3 separate regions of the Homo sapiens genome follow, and regions 2 and 3 are each linked to region 1. A link is an interaction called in ENCODE POLR2A ChIA-PET data of the cell type or tissue named here. Cell type or tissue: MCF 10A. All regions are shown on one strand. Region 1 holds the start of TPD52L2 (TPD52 like 2). Region 2 holds the start of ARFRP1 (ARF related protein 1). Region 3 holds the start of PTK6 (protein tyrosine kinase 6).

Evidence for each region. Peaks named below come from ENCODE experiments on the same cell type or tissue, not always from the same donor. Only the 100,000 strongest peaks of a DNase experiment are listed, where the experiment ranks them.
Region 2: POLR2A ChIA-PET joins it to region 1 with 72 read pairs; 22 of 35 experiments call an interaction of 5 or more read pairs at or near these places.
Region 3: POLR2A ChIA-PET joins it to region 1 with 39 read pairs; 20 of 35 experiments call an interaction of 5 or more read pairs at or near these places.

The regions. Positions count from the first base shown.
Region 1 is chr20:63,864,053-63,866,552 of GRCh38, reverse strand. TPD52L2 (TPD52 like 2) reads right to left here and starts at 1,283. Exons shown (of 7, transcript NM_003288.4): 1 at 1,169-1,283. The coding sequence starts at 1,187. ABHD16B-AS1 (ABHD16B antisense RNA 1) reads left to right here and starts at 1,480. Exons shown (of 2, transcript NR_165314.1): 1 at 1,480-1,729; 2 at 2,283-2,500. RefSeq lists enhancers at 1-551, 1,273-1,993, 1,033-2,232, 2,326-2,500 and a silencer at 1,816-1,865. In MCF 10A, a CTCF peak has its summit at 2,146; DNase peaks (open chromatin) are centred at 622, 1,422 and 2,192.
Region 2 is chr20:63,707,026-63,709,525 of GRCh38, reverse strand. It overlaps ARFRP1 (ARF related protein 1), which reads left to right and starts at 1,550. Exons shown (of 8, transcript NM_001267547.3): 1 at 1,550-1,659; 2 at 2,429-2,500. The coding sequence starts at 2,435. ZGPAT (zinc finger CCCH-type and G-patch domain containing) reads right to left here and starts at 1,487. Exons shown (of 7, transcript NM_181485.3): 1 at 1,408-1,487; 2 at 362-973. The coding sequence starts at 945. RefSeq lists silencers at 1,215-1,374, 1,415-1,474, 1,895-2,134, 2,225-2,274 and enhancers at 602-1,562, 2,425-2,484. In MCF 10A, no CTCF peak of the experiment used is centred here; a DNase peak (open chromatin) is centred at 1,555.
Region 3 is chr20:63,536,687-63,539,186 of GRCh38, reverse strand. It overlaps PTK6 (protein tyrosine kinase 6), which reads left to right and starts at 1,811. Exons shown (of 8, transcript NM_005975.4): 1 at 1,811-2,102. The coding sequence starts at 1,873. SRMS (src-related kinase lacking C-terminal regulatory tyrosine and N-terminal myristylation sites) reads left to right here. Exons shown (of 8, transcript NM_080823.4): 8 at 1-698. RefSeq lists silencers at 753-1,022, 1,353-1,502 and an enhancer at 1,623-1,712. In MCF 10A, a CTCF peak has its summit at 1,117 (motif pointing left); DNase peaks (open chromatin) are centred at 1,236 and 1,776.

The DNA of each region.
Region 1 (2,500 bases):
GGAGGCGGAGCTTGCAGTGAGCCGAGATCTAGCCACTGCGCTCCAGCCTGGGCGACAGAGTGAGACTCCATCTCAAAAAAACAAAAACAAACAAACAAAAAACACCCTCCAGAATAATGCAGCACCTAGGAATTATAAAGCTTAATATGTAGCCGGGCACAGTGGCTCACGCCTGTAATCCCAGCACTTTGGGAGGCTGAGGCGGGCGGATCACAAGGTCAAGAGATCGAGACCATCCTGGGCAACATGGTGAAACCCTGCCTCTACTAAAAATACAAAAATTAGCTGGGCCTGGTGGCGCGTGCCTGTAGTCCCAGCTACTCAGGAGGCTGAGGCAGCAGAATCGCTTGAACCCGGGAGGTCGAGGTTGCAATGAGCTGAGATCGCGCCACTGCACTCCAGCCTGGCGTCAGAGCAAGACTCCGTCTCAAAAAAATAAAGAAAGAAAGAAAGAAAGAAAGAAATTTAGCATCCCTCTCTAGAGCCCCAAAATGCAAGGCAGACTTTTATCATCTTCTCAAGATTTTAATCTCCTGGGCTCGCTCCACGCCCCTCAGTGGCCATCTCATACTGCTCTGGGGAGACTGTTCTGGAAACAGGCCTGGTATGCTGGGTGTGCCCCTGACTCACTCCACCCCCTCTCCATGAGGCAACCCCTAAGCAGGCTGAGCTCCGAGCAGAGTTGCTGCCCAAGGGGAGCTCTGCTGAACGCGAAGACCCCTTCTCTGCTCGGGAGCCGCCCTCAACACCTCGGACTGGGTCCAGGGCCAGACAGCGTGAACCCGAGGGCCCCGCGCAGGGACCGGGGGGTGGCAGAGCAAGCAAGAGCAGGGCACGGGGTGGGCGGCATAAGCGAGACCTGCTGGGAGCGACAGAACCCAAACTACGGGAGCAACGGCGGGCGCCAGGGAACCACACCTCGGAACGGTCCCAGGGGAGACCAGGAGGGCGGCTGGAGAGAGCCCAGGAAGCGGTCTGGGCCGCGGGCAAAAAACACACCACGACCATCATAAGCTTCGAGGTCAGTGGCCCCGGGAGCTGAAGAGGGGCCGCGGGGTGGGTGAACCGAGACCGAGAGGACAGAGAGTCGCAGACGCGACCCCGGGAGACGGAGAACAACGGGCAGCCTGGGCCCATCTGCGGCGAAGGGGCCGGGCCCGGCAGGTACCTTGGCCGGCGGAGTCCATGTTCGGGCGGCGTCCGGACCGCTGTCGCGGGCGCTATGGGAGCCGAGCGGGCGGCGCCGGGAGAAGCTCGCCGCGTACACACTAGCCAGCGGAACTGCCTCAGCTCCGCGGCGTTTCGTAATCCGCGATGCGACGGCTACTTCCGCCCGGGCACGTGCTCCGCCTTCTTCCCGCCCCCACCAGTGATATCCAATGAGAGTGCCGCTTGGCCCGTCCTGGTTTACCCGACTCAACCTGATAGGCCGAAACTGCGGGCGAACCAGGAAAGGGAGGCGTGGTTCGGCGGGAATCCATTCCAGGTTGACTCCACCAGCGAGAATCACAGGTAGAACGGTCAGAGTAGCGGGAGGACTGGGAAGGTGGGAAGTGGGAGGACCGTCCAACATGGCGCTGTGGAAAGCCAGCGCAGGGCCCCAGGGGATCTTCCGGGGCGGATGCAGCTGCCTAGGAGTGCTGGGGCTCGCGCGCCTCGGCGGCTCAAACTCTGACCCCTTGAGATCCTTTCCAGCCCGACCCCTTACTTTAGGGGTCAGCCTGCCCCCGTAAGTCCTGTTATTTATTGTATTTATATTCTTTTTTTAGTTGGTCCTTTTTTGTTTGTTTTTGAGACGGAGTTTCACTCTTGTTGCCCAGGCTGGAGTGCCATGGCGCGATCTCAGCTCACTCCAATCTCTGCCCTCCGGGTTCAAGCGATTCTCCAGCCTCAGCCTCCCGAGTAGCTGGAATTACAGGCGCGCGCCAACACGTCCGGCTAATTTTCGTATTTGTAGTAGAGACGGGGGTTTCGCCACCTTGGCCAGGCTGGTCTAGAACTCCTGACCTTAGGTGATCCACCCGCCTCGGCCTCCTAAAGTGCTGGGATTACAGGCGTGAGCCACCGCCCCTCACGCCTGGCTAGTTTGTCCTTTTCATGGGGACTTTTTATTGTACGCGGGTTACTCTGAAAAAGATCGCGATTCGTCCCCTCGCCCTGCAGGCGCCGCTGCCGCCTCGCCTCGGGCGTGGACCCTGCGGCTCGGGCCTGCGCGTGTGCACCCCGAGGTTGTCTCACTTCCTGTTCAGGGCGACCAGCGCTGCGCCCTCCCCACTCCACAGATGAGGAAGCTGAGGTTAAAGTCACTTGCCCCAGGTCACTCCGCAAGTTGAAGCGCAACCAGGATACTCTGGAACAGGATGCCTGACTTCAGAGGAGAGGCGCGTAACCACCAGGCAACTGGCCCCACGAAAACAAGTCCCGCAACTTCCCTTCTTTGGCTCCTACTTGCTCCCGGAAGAAAAGCCTTAAACGGTATTCAAGCCCTTTAGGATCTGAT
Region 2 (2,500 bases), 160 kb after region 1:
AGCCAGGACCACAGGTGCGCGCCACCACGACCGGTTCATTTTTGTGTTTTTAAGGAGATGGGGTTTCACCATGTTGACCAGCGTGGTCTTGAACTCCTGACCTCAGGTGATCTGCCCGCCTCGGCTTCCTAAAGTGCTGGGATTACAGGCGTGAGCCACCGCGCCTGGCCTCCTTCCATGCTTCTTGATTCACCCCAGAAGGAAGACGTAGACGCCTGAACACAGACACAGCTGTCAAAGCACGCCTGCCCCAGGAAGCTGAGACAAAACTGCAAAGCAAAGGGAGGGCCGATCCTGACCCGACCCTGTGTGCGTGCCCCTTACGCCCCTAAGGTTGGCATCTGACAACAAAGGGCTTTACCTGCAGTTCTCCTTAAAGCGGCACTTTCCCTCCAGGAAGAACGGGCACGGCTTCAGAGACTTGTGAGTGGGGTACAGGTAAAGCACACGGACACCCGCCGAGCCATCCTCCGCCTCTTCCGTTCCCACCACCATGGCGTTGTGATACTCCAGAGTGCCCCAGGAGCTGTAGTAGGGCGCGCTCACCTTTGTCCCACTCAGCTCTTCCTCGTCCTCTCCCTCTTCCTCCTCCTGCCCACCTGCCGCAGATTCTGGCCCCGCCTCTGCTTTAGGAACGGTCTCTGATCCGGACCCACGGGCCGCTGCTGGTGCCTCCACCGCCTCAGTGATGGCCTCCCGGAAAGCCTGGTACTCAGCATCTTCCTGGCGGCCCGGGCGCTCTTCGTCCAGCGCGGCCAACAAGCTGCTCTTCCTGACAGACACCAGGCTGGCCTCGGTGAGCTCGATGAGCTCCTTCAGGTCCCCCTGCAGCTGGCGCAGGTCAGCCTGCTCAGACGAATCCAGGCCGGCGCCCAAGGCCAGCTCCACCTGCTGCAGCTGCGCACGGTAGGTCTGCAAGGCCGACTCCAGGCTCTCCTCGTCCATGCTGAGAGAGGGAGGCGCTGGACCAGGGCTGCAAGAAGAGAAGCCAGCTGAGCCCCGCGTCTCGGGACCGACCCCACAGCCTGAGGGCGGGCACGGGCACGGGCACGTCCCCTTTCCCTCGGGGAGACACCGGCTCAGAGGCACAGCTCCCAGCGCAGAGGTCGCAGCCCGGGTACCCCCGCTCAGGCTCCGCGCTTCCCTTCCGAGCCGCCGTGGGCTCGCCGCTAGCCGGGTCCCGCGTCACTCCGGAGCCCCTTCCCCGCGGGGCGCCCCGCCGCCTCACCCTCCGCCGAGCCCACCCGCCGCGCCCGCCGCCTTCCAGGCCGGCCGCGCCCCCCCGCCCGGCGTCTCTTCTGTCTGGCCAGGGCCGCGTCCCCGCAAACCGCGGCCACCTGGTCCCCGGCCGGGCACCTCCTCCGCGCGGTTTCCCAGCCGCAGCCACAGAGAGCCCGCCGGCCTCACCGGCTAGAGCGGCCCGGCGCCCCCTTTTCGCCCCAGCAGCCGATCGGCACTTCCTCCCGAGCGCCGCCGCTTCCGGAAGTGCTTGGCGCGCGGGGGCAGCCGGGAAGCGGAGCGCGGAGGCCGCTGGGACGCGGTTCAGCTCATTCCCTGAGGCCGGCCCGCGTCCCGTCAGGCGCCGCGCGGGGTTAGCGCGGGGTCAGCGGAGGTCAGCGGGGGTCAGCAGCAGCGGCTCCGAGGGCGCGGCGGACGCAGGTAGGCCGCAGGCTGTGCGGTGAGGCGCGAGGCCCGAGGGGCGGCCCAGGACTCGAGGTGGGACGCGGGTGTGACAGGAGCCAGCTTTGGCTGCTTGTCGGGGAGCCTCAGACCTGGCGGCGGCGGCTTGGGGCGGACGTAGCCGGGGGCCGCGACCCAGGTTCTTCCTTCGCAGTCGTTCCCTGCCAGCCGCGCGCCGCCTCCAGGTGCACTCCAGGAGCAGCCGCGCCGCTGCTCACCCGCCCTGTAGTCCGCTCCCCCCAGGGCCGTCCCCGTTTTAAGAAATGGGGTGATGGGGCGTCCCTACCCGGCGCCTGCAGGGGCTCCTGGGGAGCGCGCCGGTGGCTCGCTGCTCCCGGGTGGGGCGCGGGGCTGGCGCTCGAGGGTGCCGTGGCCCAGGCGGGGCTGCAGCGAGTGTGTTCCCCGTTCCGCGCGCGTGAAGCGTGGGAGCGAAGCCTCGGGGGAGGGCGGGAGCGCGGCTGAGCTCACTGTGAACACCCGGCTGGGTAGTCCCGCGAGCAGGGGAGGGGCCGGAACCGATGTGTATGCGGAGAGGTCGCAGTCATTGCTGTGAGCAGGACACAGTGGCGGCTGACCTGGGAGAAGTTACAGAGGGACGGGGTGGGAGAGGGACGAGGAGTCGGGAATGGCCCCCAGGCTCTCGTCCTGAGCGGTCGGCTGGACGTGGGGCGCCACTGACCACCGTGGAGAAGCCCGGGGGAGGGGAGGTGCTTTCTGGCTGCACACTGACCTATGTTGGGGTGCCCAGGGCAGGATGTACACGCTGCTGTCGGGCTTGTACAAGTACATGTTTCAGAAGGACGAGTACTGCATCCTGATC
Region 3 (2,500 bases), 330 kb after region 1:
CCTTTGGGACCCTGGCCACCTGCCCAGCTCCATCTGCATGGGAGAACCTAGGGGAGGGGCTGGTTCTGGTACCTGGGCCCACTGAGGCCTTGAGCTGAGCTTCCAGTTCTGGCAGGTCCCCAGCACAGCAGCCTGGGGGCTCCTCTGGCACAGAAGGCCTCGCCCTCTGTGCTCTCTGCAGCCGCCACTGGGATTAAGGGGACCAGGTGTGTCTGTGGCACCTGTGCCCTCCTAGGCATCTCGCCAGCCACCAGCTGAACAGGTTTGGTGCTCCTGGGTATCTGGGAGGGGCTGGGGACGTTCCTGCCTCCTGGTGTGGCTTAGACTGAAAGTCCTGCACGTCCGAACTCAGGGATACTCGAGGCTTCCTGGACATAGACTCACGGGCCCAGAGTCTGGCCGGGCTCTGAGGGACGCTGCCCGGCCAGGTGCCCCGGCACCCTCCTTCCGCATTCCCCACCCCCCACCCCTCCCCCTGCATCCTCCCCAACCGACCCCAGACAGAGCTGGGAGGGCCTGAGGGACACTGCCCAGGCCGGCACCCCGCTGCCCCTCCCCACCTTGGTCAGCGCTGAGCTGGGCTGCCCAGAAATCTATGAGCCTGTTAAATAATCCAGATTATTGTTCTTAATCTCAAAACAATGAGTGGAAGGTGCCATTATTTCTCTTTGCAATAAAAATAAAAGTTGAAATACGCAGTTTAGGGACTTTCCTTACCACCCCTTGCAGACTTTGAATTTCCCTTCCCGCCCCTTCCTGCCCCCTTGTGGCTGCCAGTCCAGGTCCCTGGGTTGGAGCTCCCGGGTGGACACAGTAGGGTCAGTGGGAGGGTGGGGCGGGGAGGGGCCTCCAGGGAGGGGGTGTCCCGAGTCTCAGGGGCTGGGGGGCAGGCGGCCGTCGGGTGCAGGTGGGGGTCACGGCAGGGCTCACTCAGGCATGAGTCGGGAGAAGGGAGGCCAGCTGGAAGGGGGCAGGGGTCCTGCGGGCTGGACAGGAGGAGGCAGAGGCTGGAGGCGGGAGGGGCTGCCTGGGAGGGACCTGTGGCCTTGGGCCCCAGCGCCATGGGCGCTTCCAGGCCGCACTCACGGTCCTTGCCTGCCCCCTGGCGTCCGTGTGGAGGAAGGCAGTGCCCGTTTCTTCAGCCGTGGGTGCCCCTGGCTCTGCCTCCCCGGGGATCCCCCAAAACCCTCGGGCCCTCCTCTTCCGGGAAGTCCTCCGGGCCGACCCACACAGCTGTCGCTGCCCTGATTCCACTCCCTCTTCCCTGCTTGGCCCTTACCCGAGGGCGGGCCTGCCCATGAGGCCGCTCTCAGGACGCCTGCCCACAGCAGCTCCTGACATTGGGCCCTGTGCTCAGGGGTGGAGTCTGGGGCTGGGTGAGGGCACCGACGGGTGGAGGGGAAGCTGCCGGAAGCGGGGAGAGAGGCGGCCCCCACCTGTGCCCCCGCAGCTCTGAGGGTTGGGAAGGCAGCGCCTGCAGCCCTCACCTTCCTGCCCTCAGGCTGCGAGGCTTGTTCCCAGAGGGCCGTTGGCTTCCCTGAGTGCCTGAGTGTCCATAAGTTGGACCCCCAAGAAGCCCCAACCGGGAGGTCCTCCTCCCCCTCTCCTGCGCTCAGGCCGGCCCTGGCGGTGCTTGCCCAGTGGGTTCCCATAGTGCGGGCGCTAAGTGCTCAGATGGGCCCCAGTGGGCCTGAGGACTTGTGGGGCCGGCTGGGCCCTCAGGAGGAGCCGGGGTGCTCTGGAGCGCCTGTGGGTGCTGGGTGTGGCTGCTTCCCGGCCTGTCATGAGGAAGTGGGACGGCCCGCCTGCCACGCCCAGCTCTGGGTGCTCCAGCTGGGCCACAGCCTGGTCCTGCCGCTGCGCCCGCCCGCCATGGTGTCCCGGGACCAGGCTCACCTGGGCCCCAAGTATGTGGGCCTCTGGGACTTCAAGTCCCGGACGGACGAGGAGCTGAGCTTCCGCGCGGGGGACGTCTTCCACGTGGCCAGGAAGGAGGAGCAGTGGTGGTGGGCCACGCTGCTGGACGAGGCGGGTGGGGCCGTGGCCCAGGGCTATGTGCCCCACAACTACCTGGCCGAGAGGGAGACGGTGGAGTCGGAACCGTGCGTGTCCTAGGCTGCTGGGAGCTTTGGCACAGGCCACCCTCTAGGCACAGGGGAGGGACAGGGCTCTGGGCTGCTCAGGGAGGCCCAAGAAGGTGGGGACCCCGGTTCCATCTTCCTGCACCCCAAAGTCCAGGCTGGGCATCCCGCTTGATCCTCCCTGCAGGCCCCATGCGCTGGCGCCCAGGAGTGCCCAGGACTGTCCCTGCGGGAGTTGGAGCACGGGGGTCAGAGGGCACGGCCCCTGCCTTGGGCTCATCCTTGTCACAGCTCGGGGGTGGACGCTGCATTGCCGGGACCCAGGGAGGACAGAGGGTCCAGGGTGGACTTCTGGGGCCCGGTGGCCAGTGACAAGGTCTGTCGGAGCGTTCCAGGGCCTTTGGGGGAAACGAAGCTTG